Regions from separate parts of the Homo sapiens genome. Here all the other regions are linked to region 3. The links are chromatin contacts, found by Hi-C in ENCODE. All regions are on one chromosome and are shown on one strand. Each heading gives the region's core, a stretch centred on a gene start or an enhancer-like site at or near the end of the contact. The rest is flanking DNA. Distances are from core to core; before and after follow the strand shown.

The links. A loop is a pair of places that touch in the nucleus more often than their neighbours do. Pooled maps may share reads with other maps.
Region 1: a loop to region 3 is called in a pooled map, with 8 times the contacts of the local background. The contact joins the promoter of CEP72 here to the promoter of ICE1 in region 3. A Hi-C loop is called at or near these places in 6 of 50 pooled maps.
Region 2: a map with no recorded cell type shows a loop between it and region 3 (16-fold over the local background). The contact joins the enhancer-like site here to the promoter of ICE1 in region 3. A Hi-C loop is called at or near these places in 2 of 37 single-sample maps with no recorded cell type and 3 of 50 pooled maps.

The regions. Positions count from the first base shown.
Region 1 is chr5:610,965-615,295 of GRCh38, forward strand. It overlaps CEP72 (centrosomal protein 72), which reads left to right and starts at 1,376. Exons shown (of 12, transcript NM_018140.4): 1 at 1,376-1,479. The coding sequence starts at 1,398. CEP72-DT (CEP72 divergent transcript) reads right to left here and starts at 1,246. Exons shown (of 3, transcript NR_103444.1): 1 at 1,188-1,246; 2 at 483-789. RefSeq lists enhancers at 299-1,229, 1,230-2,159.
Region 2 is chr5:1,495,971-1,500,540 of GRCh38, forward strand. The region is part of intron 2 of LPCAT1 (lysophosphatidylcholine acyltransferase 1); the gene reads right to left. Among named protein-coding and RNA genes, the nearest start is that of MIR6075, 13 kb to the right of the region's middle. RefSeq lists an enhancer at 4,280-4,570. Within about 2 kb of position 2,246, at least 6 of the 41 ENCODE cell types and tissues checked have a DNase peak (open chromatin) inside an H3K27ac peak, as active enhancers do.
Region 3 is chr5:5,421,427-5,425,761 of GRCh38, forward strand. It overlaps ICE1 (interactor of little elongation complex ELL subunit 1), which reads left to right and starts at 1,251. Exons shown (of 19, transcript NM_015325.3): 1 at 1,251-1,573. The coding sequence starts at 1,490. LOC101929200 (a long non-coding RNA gene) reads right to left here and starts at 703. Exons shown (of 6, transcript XR_001742583.3): 1 at 1-703. RefSeq lists enhancers at 1-497, 498-1,008, 874-1,123 and silencers at 1,154-1,483, 1,544-1,683.

The DNA of each region.
Region 1 (4,331 bases), core at 126-2,625, 4.8 Mb before region 3:
CACACACCCCCACACATAGACCCTGCACACACCTCCTGCACACACTGTTGCACACACCCCTTGCACATACACCCTGTATATACCCCCTGCATACTCCTTATGTACAGCACTGCACATACTCCCTGCAGAGACCCTGTGTGCATCCTCTGCACACACCCCTTCTGTATACTGTCTGCACACACCCCCTACATGTACACCCTCTGCACACTCCTCCTGCATACACCCCATGTACACCTTCTGCACACACTCCCTGAACACATTCTGAGTACACCTCCTGCACACCCCGTGTACAACCTCTGCACACACCCCCTACACACTCCCCTACACACTCCCCTACACCATCCACACACACTCCCTGCACACAGCCCCTGCACACATTCCCCATGTACACCCTCTGTCTGTGTATACCCTCGTCTACTACCACCATACGTACCCCCCACCACTACCCTGCCTTGTCTATCACCCCCCAGGCTGTGACATACCAGGGATGTTGCCAACGAGCTGGTCTAATCTGGGGTGAGGGTTTCTGGGTGCCCCTAGACACCAGGAGAAAGGCGGGGAGGGGACACCCCTGGGGGTCTGGATTCACTCCACCAGGCGCTGGGCCACAGTGGTACGGTGACACAGTAGATGTCTTGAGCAGGATTAAAGTCTTCCCAATAAACAGGCTGAACTCTGTCTTCCTTGAAAGCTCTGTAGAAGGACCTCACAAGGATAAACACAGCGAGACCCTCCAGGGCGCGGTCAGCCACGAGCCACAGTGCTGGGCCTGTGACATCTCTGGAGGTTCTGGGGTGGAGAAGGACCGGCCGTGGGGAGTGACTGGCTGGGGAGAAGCTCAGCTCCCGCCCACCTCTGGGAGGCCCGGGGCTGGACGGGAGGTGCAGCAGACAAGGCTCCGGGCGGGTGCTGGGGTGTCTGGAGGGGTCCCCGCGGGGGGGTCGGGTTGGGTGGGGAGTCTAGGTGAGTCGGGGGTCCCCGGGGGCGCTGGGTTCAGGGTGGGAGCGGAGTGTGGATGGGGCAGGGTCCCCATGCCCACCACCAGCCGCGATTCCACCGCGCCTACTCGGGGTTTCCCCGGGAGGACACCGCGTGTGTCAAGGGCCGGGGCCTAGAAGGCGGCCGCGCCCAGGGAAGCCTTGACAGGGAGCTATCTGGGGCGGGGGCTGGGGTCGCGTGGCCAGTACCTGGGAGAACCGCCATTCAGGAGAACCCCCCGCCAGGCTCTTGGTTCCGCCCACGCAGTCCCGCCCCCTCCCCCAGCCACGCCCCTCGCCCCGCCGCGCAGGCCCCGCCCCGTCCCGCCAGGCTCTCGGTTCTGCCGACGCAGGTCCCGCCCCTCTCGTAGCCTCGCCCCGCCCGCCGCGCAGGCGCCGTCCGAGGGCTCCGTTTGAAACATGGCGCGGGCTGGCCCTCGGCTGGTGCTGAGCGAGGAGGCGGTTCGGGCGAAGAGCGGCTTAGGGCCTCACCGCGACCTGGGTGCGCCGGAGGGCGGGCGGGGGTGCAAGCGTGAGGTGGCGGGGGGGTGGGTGCCGAGCTTCCCGGGGCGGCGGCGGACCGTGGGCAGGCGGGACCCGTCTACGCAGGCGCCGCGGGCGTCCGGAACGGTCGCGGGCGAGCGGGGCGCGCGTGTCCAGGTGAGCGACCCACCCCCCGTGCCCAGGTGCGGCCCCTGCCCGCGTTCGGGTCCCGGCGTCCCGGCCCCTGCCTGTCTATCGGGTCACTGGTTCCGTGACTGGGGGTTACATCCGCTGAGAAGAGGGAGCCGGCCTTGCTGTCCAGGAGCGCAGCCCGCCCTCCCGCTGGGGATCACCTCCCTGGTTCTCCTGGGCCCACTCTGTGGTGATTGTTGCGCTCGGCCTTCTTGAGGATGTTGGTGGCCGGTTTCCTTCTTTTTGGCTTATTTTTGTCTGGTTTTGGCGTCAAGGTGAAGCCGAGCTCATAAACTGCTGAGAAGTGTTGCCTTCTCTTATATTTAGAAGAGGTTCTGTAGAGTGTGTGCTCATTGTTTGAATGTTTCCTGGAATTTTCCAGTGAAACCATATGGACATGTCAATTTCTGTTTTTGAAGCTTTTAAATGACAAATTCTGTATCTCTGGTTGTTAGAGAACCGTTCATATTAGTTCACCGCGAGTCTTGGCTGTGTGGGGTTTTGTGGCATTGGCTTATTTGAGCTAACTTGTGGAGTGTGTGTGTTGAGTTGTTTCTGGTGTTCTGTTGTTAGCCTGTTAATGTCTGTGTGTGGTCTGCAGGTGTTACTGGACCAACAGGTTCAGTCAGGTGCTGTGGGGGCCACAGGCCAATACACTGAGACAGTGGGGTTTGCAGCAGAGAAAGAGTTTAAGGCTGGCAGGGGCCCAGCAGGGAGGTGGAAGGAGGCCTCAATCCATCTCCCCAAGGAGATCTGAGCGGTTTTTTTTTTTTAGACGGAGTCTCACTCTGTCGTCCAGGTTGGAGTGCAGTGGCACAATCTCAGCTCACTGCAACCTCCACCTCCCAGGTTCAAGTGATTCACTCAGCCTCCTGAGTAGCTGGGATTACAAGCACGCGCCACCATGCCCGGCTAATTTTTTATATTTTTAGTAGAGACGGGGTTTCACCATGTTGGCCAGGCTGGTCTTGAACTCCTGATCTCAGGTGATCCACCTGCCTTGGCCTCCCAAAGTGCTGGGATTACAGGCATGAGCCACCTACACCCAGCCTGAGCTGGGGGTTTTAGAGGAACAGGACTGTGAGGAGCTGGAAGATTGGTGTTGTCAGTTGGTGGAGGTAAGGGCCATGGAATTATCAGGGTGTGGAAACTGCATTCTTTGGTGAATCCGCTTGCGGGGCCCTTTAGACCAGCTGGCATCAGTCCCCAGGTCCTGAAAGAATATCTCAAATGGAAAACTTAACGGTTTATAATGTCCAGGTTATTATCTGTAGAGTGGTTAAGGGGAACTGTAACCTCGTGACAAAATCCAAGTGATCCTGAGGCAGTAGGCACCACAGGGCTCTGAGGAAGCAGGTGAGAGGGCAGCTGACCTCGGGACATGCCGAGTCCTCCCTTCTTCCCTGATTAGTGCTACAAGGTTTACAGGGATATCCCTTTTCTGTTCCTGATGTTGATAATCTGTGTATTCTTTCTTTTTTAGTCTTGCTAGAGGCTTGTGAATGTTATTGATAGTTTCAAAGAACCGACTTTGGGTTTGATTTTTCTCCAGTGTTTTTCTAGTTTCAAATTTCATTGATTTCTGCTTTTTTTTATTTCCTTCTTTCTGCTTGCTTTGCATTTATTTTATACTTTTCTAAATCCTTGAGGCAAAACTGTAGATTATTGATTTGAGACTTTCCTATTTTCTATTATAAACAGTGCCACAAGTTTCCCTGTAAGCACTGCTTTAGCTGTATCCACAAATTTTGTTATGTTGTATTTTAATTTTCATCCAGTTCAGCGTATTTTAAGAATTTCCCTCGATACTTCCTGTTTGACCTGTGAATTTTTTTTTTTTTTTTTTTTTTGAGGTGGAGTCTCGCTCTGTCACCCAGGCTGGAGTGCAGTGACGCAATCTTGGCTCATTGAAAGCTCTGCCTCCTGGGTTCATGCCATTCTCCTGCCTCAGCCTCCCGAGTAGCTGGAACTCCTGACCTCATGATCCGCCCACCTCGGCCTCCCAAAGTGCTGGGATTACAGGCATGATCCACCGCGCCCGGCCTGACCTGTGGATTTTTAAGGAGTATGTTTTTAACGTTCCATGTGTGGATATTTTCCTGTTATTTTTCTGTGTGATTCCATTATGGCCAGAACATAATCTGTATGATTTTAATTCTTTTAAATTTGTCAGGGTTTGTTTTATGATCCAGCATCTGGTCTATGTTGTTGAATGTTCCAGGTGCACTTGAGTGTGTGTGTATTCTGTTGTTGAGTGGAGTGTTATGTAAATACATAAATATCAATTAGATCCTGTTGGTTGGTGATATTGTTCAGTTCTTCTGTATCCTTGCTGATTTTCTGTCTAGTGACTCTATTAATGACTGAGAGAGGGGTCTGGAACCCTTAACTGTAATTGTGGATTTGTCTGTTTTTTTTTTCACTTTGTATGTTTTGAAGCTCTGTTTGTTGAATTACATAGCTAGGATTTTTATACCTTCTTAGTGGACTGACCCTTTTAGTATATGTAGTCTTCCTCTTTTTTTTTTTTTTTTTTGAGACAGAGTTTCCTTCTTGTCCCCCAGGCTGGAGTGCAGTGGCACGATCTTGGGTCACTGCAACCTCTGCCTCCCGGGTTCACATGATTCCTCTGCTTCAGCTTCCCGAGTAGCTGGGATTACAGGCGCCTGCCATCACGCC
Region 2 (4,570 bases), core at 996-3,495, 3.9 Mb before region 3:
GATGCTGGGGACCAACCCAGGGTGCTGCTTGTCTAGAGGAGGGGGGATTACACAGGTGTGCACTTCTTCACCACCTGTTCAGCTGCATATTTAAAAATGTACTTTTCTGGCCAGGCATGGTGGCTCACGCCTGTAATCACAGCACTTTGGGAGGCCAAGGCAGGTGGATCACTTGAGGTCAGGAGCTCAAGACCAGCCTGGCCAACATGGTGAAACCCTGTCTCTACTAAAAATACAAAAATTAGCTGGGCATGGTGGCAGGCGTCTGTAATCCCAGCCACTCAGGAGGCTGAGGCAGGAGAACTGCTTGAACCCAAGGGGCGGAGGTTGCAGTGAGCCGAGATTGCGCCACTGCACTCCAGCCTGGGCAACAGAGTGAGACTCCATCTCAAGAAAACTAAACTAAAAAATAAAGATGTACTCTTCTGTGCACATGTTATTTTCCACAAAAAAAAAAAAAAAGTACAAAAACAAAAGCCAAAAGACAGCAATTGATGCCTAAGATGGAAGAAACAAGGCAGCGGCGGAGGGAGAAGCGAGGCTGCAGAGGAGGCTGCGGCGGGCACAGGAGCCAGTCTCGGGCAGGTTCAGGGGCAGGAGAGAGGACAGCAGGAAAAAAGGGATTAAAACCCGGGCGGCCCTTAGAGGAACACACCTGCCAGCCCCGAAATCGAATTGCAGGGACAGACGGTGCTCAGGGGAACTGTACTGGGTGTCGGGGCAGGGAAAAAGCAGCCTCAGCTCTTCTCTAAAGATCTTGGAGGAATTTTATACCCAAACTATCCACATGTGAAAACCCGGACTGCTGGTGTGGATGACAGCCTCAGAGAAAAGCTCCGCTTGCTGTGGGGTTGGGGACCCAGCACCCACTCACCCCAAGGCAAAGGGAGCCAGCACAAGCCCAGGGTGCTCAGGTGCCTGGGCAGCCCATTCCCAGGGGAATGTGAATCAGGAGACAGATCTATCTGCATACACAGGAGCGGGGATCTCCATCAGCACCCCCAGGAAATCCACTCCGTCCTACCGCCCTCACACGGACGACACCCAAGAATCCTGAGACGTGTGAGCAGAGCAGCTGCATGGCAGAGAAGCAGAGGACTGACCCCAAGGAGACAGAAAGGGTGGGCATCAGAAGAGGGGTGCAAAACATCCACCACGCTCGCCAAGAGAGTCTGGAAGAACAGGGCGCTGAGGAGCATCAAAGAACAAGAAAACACTCTCAGAAACCAAGACTGTCACTGTGGAGACAAGCAACTCACAGGAAAGACTGGGAAATGAGGAGGAGGAAATCTCCCAGAACATGCAGGGGGAAAAGGAGGAAGGCCGCTGAGGCCTGCATCTCCTCAAGCCAGCTGGCATGTGGAGGTGGGTGGGGGAAGCCCACACGTCTAAGCGTGAGGGGCAGGCGCAGGCCCCGGCTCTGCAGGTTCCAAATGTTCTGCTGTGAGCAGAGGCAAGAGGCAGAGTGGAGCCGGCCCTGGAGAGGACCTATACACATGTACACAGCCTGAGTGCTGGCTACGGTGCCAGGCCGGTGGGGTAGGGCAAAGGAAGGGGCCCTGGGGCCACGTCTGGCGGGGCTTCAAGGAGGCAAGTCTGGTGATCCACGTGGACTGGCTTAGCTGGGTCAGGGACGGCCCCTGGGTGGCTGGTGGGAGGGCTGTGTTGGGCTGGCAGGTGTGGAGGGGCAGCCCCAGGCTGAGACGCAGGTGGCAGGAGCTGCTGGCTTCTGGGAGACCAGATAAAGTGGTTTGATGCTCAAGTTCAAGCTCCAACCTCCAGGCCAACATACGGGGAGTACCTAGAGTCATCATGGGGATGGCATCCCCAAACTTGGGAACAGGTGTTCCCACACAGAGCATTCAGGAAAGGGCACCATCCATCTGAACCATCCGGTCAGCCAAGGGGCAGCCCCTGGAGGACCTGGCCCAGCTCAGGACTTGGCCCGTGGTCAAGGATTCAGCGCCAGATGGTCGGGTTTTGCAAAACGATGCTACGGTTTTTACAACACTGTGTGTGTTGAAAGTAACCTAAAATAGTGCCTTTTGCGAAACTGTGTCATTCTTTCACTGAAAGCCTAAGATTTTTATTTTAGGAAGGTTTGAATGACACTAACTTACATTCAGCAAAAATGCTTTAACTCAACATCAATCTATTCAAAACTGCAGAGCAGTGCATAACGTGAGCCAACTTAAGTCCCAAACCGACTACGTAATTATTATTCAGCGGTACACTCTGAATCTGCTACTTCAAATTCAGTTTCCTCCTGATCCCTTACGTCCCTAACTACGGTGCTTTTGTGACTAGGTTTCCCCTTGGGGAGTTCAGAATTCAGGGTTTGTTCTCTCTTCTGTTTCCCTTCAAGCACCAAGCCAAGCCCAGGACTGTGCACCAAGGGAGCTTTCATCAGTGCTGCTGAAGGAGACGCCAGGGGCTCCAGGGGTGGGATTCAATGCCAGGCAGCACGGGCAGCTTGAGTGCCCACAAGCATCCGTGCATACTCCCACACATGCACACATTCACACACATACACAGACATCGCTCTCATATATACTCACATGCACACACACACTCATACATATGTACACACATATACTCTCATACACATATGTACATACATCATACATATGTGGACACCTGTACACACGTACACTTGCACATATACACACATACATGTACACAGAGACACAACACTCATACACATGTACATACTGTCATACACGTACATGTATGTGCACACGATACAGACATCCATCCACACATATATACATGCACTCACATGTACACACATGCAACACACACAGGTACACAGCACACACATATACACATGTACACACTCATATACATACTTGCACTGGTGGCTCACATACACACAGTAATGCAACCACATGCCTATGCACGTGTACCTACTCCCGTGCATGCACATACATATGTATGCACACTCACATGCGCATATGTACACACATACACACCCTCTCTGCACACATACACAGAATGATACACAGTGAGTCTCCACAGACCCAGATGCCCAAAGATCTCATGAAGCAGAGGTGACAGAAACCCCAACGTGTCACTGTCACGGGACACTTCACACGTGCATGAGATGTACATATGAAAGCGTCTCTGAAGTACAGCTGCTAGAATAAGAGTCCGTTGTGGTCCATTTATCGCCTGTTGAAGCCAAGTCAATTATTCACAGACAAGAAAAGCCACCAGGGTTAGCATGGGGAAACGGAAAATTGCCCCAAGCCATCTATTTTGAAAAGTGAGAGCCTGTGCTCGCACGGGGCTCCTGCCTCCTGAGACAGAACAGAGGAGGCGGGGAGCTCGGCCCAACAAGGACATGGGGAGTAAAGAGAAAGGGTGCCAGGAAAGCACCACGAAGCCATTGCTGCCCACAGCACCACATTCAGCCAGGTCACCTGCAGCCTGCTTCACACTACAGAACCCCCACTTTCTAGCTGTGGCTTCTCAACTCAGCAAAACTGAAAGCCTGACTTTGATTTGGCCTTGATTTACTTTGCTTGGTTATATATTTGATACCCAATTCCTATTTTATGGTTAAAACGTTTCAAAAACAAACCAAGATAAAGCATAAGAGAATTTTAAAAATCTAGAAAGGCTAAATGAAGAACTAAAGCCCGTGATGATCCTGTTGCCCCTAAAGAACCCAGGCTGCCCCAGGTCACCACTACCCAGCAAGCTGCTCAACGTCCACCCACTCAGCAGGGCCCAGAGTGAGGGACCCCCAACGCCCAGGCTGCCCTCTCCTATGACTGCACCATGTCTGCACGCAACGGTGCGGCAAACCCGGGACCCTAAGTGGCCGTCTTCCCCCTGCACCTAACTGCATGTCTGAGTGTGGCCCTGGGTATCAAGGAGAACCGAAGCTCAGGCAGATGTCAGCTCCCATCAGCCTCTTGGCCGTGAAAACTTTGCTGTACATACAGCCCACAGATCAGACACCTTCCAGAGAAAGGAGGGGCCTGGGCGTGCCCATTACACCTTTCGGAGGCCAGGCAGTGAATGCTTTAGGCTCTACAGCCACACGGCCTCTGTCCCAACCACTTGGCCCGGTTCCCCACCAATGCAGCCCTGAACATCACGCAGGCCAGCGGGCGTGCCCGTGCTCCAGTAAAACTTTACTTATAGTCAGGCAGCAGCCTCCAATTAACTACTAATATTCCTGTTTCTGAATAAAAGATTCAGGGAGCCCCTCCAGAATGATGAGAGATGTTAACAACACATGGAAGGGTTGTCAGAGCTGTGGTTATAGGACACGCGTGGTAACTTTTAAGATACTGAAAATATTTATCAAAGTATTTATGATATCTCAACATTTTCATTTGCTAATGGCAGATACTTTCAGTGAAAGCACAGCTTTAGGAATTTAAATGAAACAAGAAAATATTGTGATTTAGTTTAATTTTTTGTGGTCTGTTTTGGATCTTTAGTTTAGATGTATTCCTCATCGGGTAGGTGTGCTTTATTTATATTCCGTGCTTAAAAGCCAGGAAGAGTTTAGGTCCACAAAGCAAGGGAAAGACGGCCCTGGAGGGGTGGTGCCAGC
Region 3 (4,335 bases), core at 1-2,500:
TCTATCACCGGCAGGTCCTCAGTTAGGTACACGCCTGTCTTGCTTGGGTGTCAACGACAGGAAACTTAGCTATCGCTGGATGTCTGCTTCCGCCACTCCACAGCAGGTGGTATCCAGAGTGTGTAAGCAAGGTCAGGGGTGCGAAATTTGGAGAAGAAAACTCAGAGAAAAATGCAGACTGCTTTTTTTGGAAGGGGTGTTTTCAGTTGCAATTTCCATACTGAGGAGCTAGAAATTGGCTGGTAAGGTCTAGACATTAACTTAACTAAACGTGCATTCCTCCTCTTGAATTTGGACTTTATAAGGAATTTGGATTGTATAACCACACGATGGAAGCTGCGAGAGGCTTCTGAACAAGGTACTGACGGCGACCAGCTGTGATGACTAAAAAGACGATTCTGGTGGTGGTGGATACGGTGGCTGGAGATAAGAAAAACCTCGGTTCAAACGAGATCTGAATTTACCCACTAACTACGACCACGAGGAGTTTATTCCTTTATCTTTCCGTTTTCTCTCTCTCCCGAGAAGTGTCAAAAACAGGATTTGGAGGTGGCAGGATAATGGCCAAAATGGGTAGACAAGGTGGCGAACGATTCAACCAGGCTCTGGGCTTGGCGCATGGTGGGCGGTGGCGCCCACACCTGGGCCTGGGAACCCGCCGCTCGGGCATCACTGGCTGCCGCGGCGACCGGCGAGGACACATGACCGAGGAGCGAAAGGTCAGAAGACAAGGGGACTGTTACAGGAGCAGGGGAGCCGCCACTGGCTGCTAAGGCCGTGCAACTGGCGCCGAAGCGCACGATCTCCGCCCGCCCCGCAGCGCGTCGGGAACTGTAGTCCCTCCCTCTCCTGCTCCCTGGCCCAGGACGGGCTCCGGGACAGCGCCTATCCCTCTAGCTGTAAATCACGCACTTTCCTGTCCTGGACGCCGGGTCCTTCCACTTCTCAGGCGTCTGGAGCTTACGTCACGGGCGGGTCACCGCCCACATAGCGGAGGCCTTTAGGTGTCTATGGAAAGCCTGTCGTACAGCAAGGTGGCAATAAAGGATCGACCCTTAACAGTGGTAGGAATGCACCTTCGATCCTTCTACTCCTATTGGCTGCTCCTCTGTGGGCGTCTCCCCCGCCGCATAGCACAGCTCCTCTCCCGGTGTTGCTCAGGCAGCGCCTTAGGCAGCCCCGCGCCCAGGGGAGGGGCGGGGCGAGCCAGGGCGGGGCGGGGCGAGCCAGGGCGGGGCGGGGCCCTGACTGGACTGCGTCGCGCTCGGGGGCCGCGCCGGGTAGCGTTTCTTTTTAGTGCCTGAGGCAGCTCTGGCTCGGAGAGCCTTTTGCTAGCCCCACGGGGACCTCTGTGCACGGATGGACCCGCCCGGACCTGGCGGGAAGCGGCCTGGCAGGCGGCGGCCCCGGCGGCATCAGCAGAGACAGGACGGGGCCGACGCCGCGGGCCCCTGAGGCGTGCGTGCCCACCGGGCCCGGCGGCGGCACCATGATGCCGGGCGAGACCCATTCGGCGGCGCCCGGGACGGCGGCGGACCTGTCGCGATGTCAGGGCTGCGCCTCTCTGCAGCAGGTGCAGCACCTCCCGGGGCCCCGGGCGCGGGGGGGGACTCGGCTCGGCCGGCCGGGAGCGCAGGGATGTGGGGTCCGGCCGCGCGGGCTGTGCCTCAGTGCGCTGCTCTCCCTTCCCAACCGTAGCTCTTGCTCGCTCGTCTCTCTGCTCTCTTTTTCCTACATGAGTTTTGGGGACGGCTTTCTTTGCTTTATTTAAGCTTGAAACCCAGAGTTCATTGACTGGAATGCGCTGGTGTAACGGTGGGGGTGGAGTAAGCGAGGTTTGGAGGGCCCCCCACCTTCCCTACCCGGCCTCGGAGCTCCCTAGGGCAGACTCCGTAGGTCAGTGAGGGACAGGTGAAACGCCGAGGGCAGTTATCTCCCTGAGGATAACGCTTTGGTCTTCTGGCCCATCCTGAGTATTTGTTGTTTGGAGGCAGAATCTTACGTGACATGTGGGTTGTCTGAGTCTTAGACTCGAAGAGTCTAGGGAGGCGTTTCAGCTTATAGCAGATGTGCCATCCCGAGGCTAATTTTTTAAAAAGCAAGCCAAGTAATTGGTCAAGTAGCTTGTCAGTTGTTTGATAAAAGTAGTTTATGAAAGGCATGCAGAGACTGGAGGTTTCTAACAGCGGCGTGGGCTCTTCTTTAGAGTGACATAAGGGAGAATTGCTAGAGTATGGCTCCAGATCTTATGGGGTGGTACTTGGGCAATAGTGCCCCTCATTTCCCACGACTCTCCTAGCTGCCTGATGTCGGGGGTCTCTTTTAACTTCCTACTATCGCGGTTTCAGTGATAAAACGGAACTCACCAGCACCTCATTACCTACTCTGCCTAGTGTTCTAGGAACTACAGACATTGTGGTGAACAAAATAGGATCTCTCATAAGTAAGATGCATATGTGTGAATAAGGCCTCAGAAGATTTTAGGTGTTAGAAAATAAAGGAGGATGTTGGAATATTGGTCTTGTCTCTTAGCTAGAGTAGTCAGGTAGGGAATTTTTGAGTCAGTAACTTTCAGATATTTGAATAATGGGAAGGATCGGGCTGTCAGAAGAGATGTGGGAAGAGCTTCCTGGATAGAGGGATTAACAGGTGGAAAGGTTCCTTTGGTGAGAAGGAGCAGGGTGTCTTTGATGAGCAGAACATGGTATGGTTGGCATGAGCATAGTGCACACGGAAGATGGTTGATGAGACCAGACGGGAGTGCAGGCTAGGTAGGCCATGCCGAGAAACTTGGTTTGCATTTTAAGTGCAATATCTGTGAACTGATTGCAAACATTTTAAGTGTTGAAGGAAGGGGAGGAAGGAAATGTGCTGCTTTTGTGAGTAGAAGGAGAACTAACAGATCATTGCCTTCACTGAGCTGCATTGTGTAGGTATCTTATAACGCCCCCCCGCCCCCGCCACCACCACCCCAGGAACGTGATTGGAGTTCTCCCGAATCTTTAATACATTGTATTTATTATTCGAGCCAATTCACTCAACAAACATTTATTGATCACCTGCCGTATTTTAGACACTGCAATTATGGCATTAGGGGAGAAAAAGACAAAAATTCTTGATCTCTTGGAGCTTCCGTTCTAGGAGGGTGGCAGGATAAATGAAACAAATGAGTTATGTTAGAGGGTAATGAAAACGTTGTTGATGAATTGAACAGAGATGGGGAGGGAATGAATGGGTGAGGACTAGGCCAGTGGCTGTTGGAATTTAAGTAGGGAGTCCTGGAACGTTTATATTGGAGCAAAGGTGAGAGAATAATAAGCTCTGTAGAAATCTTGGAAGAAAAGTCTCCCATACAGTGGAAACATCAGATGTGAAGAACTGTAGCAGGAGCTGGCTTGGTGTGCTTGGGAAGAGCAAGAAGGCCAGTGAAGCTGGAGCGGAGTGAATGCTGGGAGTCAGGAAGGTAGGAGGAGGGCCTGATTGTGTGGGCTCCTGTAGACCATTGTTGGGGTTTGGGCGATGGAAATGGTGAGTCATTGGAGGCTTTTGTGCAGAAGAACTACTGATGTGAACTGTGCTTTTCAGTCATGGATCTGTTATGGTTAAATTTAGCAACTGTATTCTTCTGGTTGCTTAGGCCAGAAACTAGATGGCATCCTTGGTGCAGCTCTTTTTTTCTCATAACCTGTATCCAGTTTATCAGATTGTGTCCGCTCTGCCTTCATTATTCACCCACTTTTCAACATCTCCACTGCTTCCACCGTGGTGTGAACTACTCTAATGTATGGCCTAGAAATTGAATCTCCTTCCTTCTACCCTTGCCACATTTCCTGCTGTGGGTTCTCAAAACATCAATAAGAGTAATCCTAGATCCAGAGGTCTGCAAACTTTTTCTGTAAGGAGCAAGATCACAAGTATTTAGGCTTTGGGGACTTGCTCAGAACTGCTCAGCTCTGCCATTTTCATGTGAAAGCAGCTGTAGACAATTCACAAAGAAATGAGTATGCCTGTGTTCCATTGAAACATTATAAACACTGGAGTAGGGCCTTAGTTTACAGAGTTCTTCTCTAGGTCAGGACACTATTGCATTTGGATTTTCTGTGGCCTGGAATTGGATTACCTTTTTAGGGGAAAGTTACGAGTAGAGTCTCTGGAGGAATTCTGTAGTTGTGCAAAGTGAGTCTAGAAAAATAGGTTCCTGGCAGTTTATAGAGAACCTTGAATGGTAACCATCATAAATTCTTGTACTTATTTCTGTCAGTGTTATGGGATGGTGAAGGTTTTTGCATAGTTACGTTAGGACAGTGCTTGTAGTAGAAGTAACGGTGGTATGCA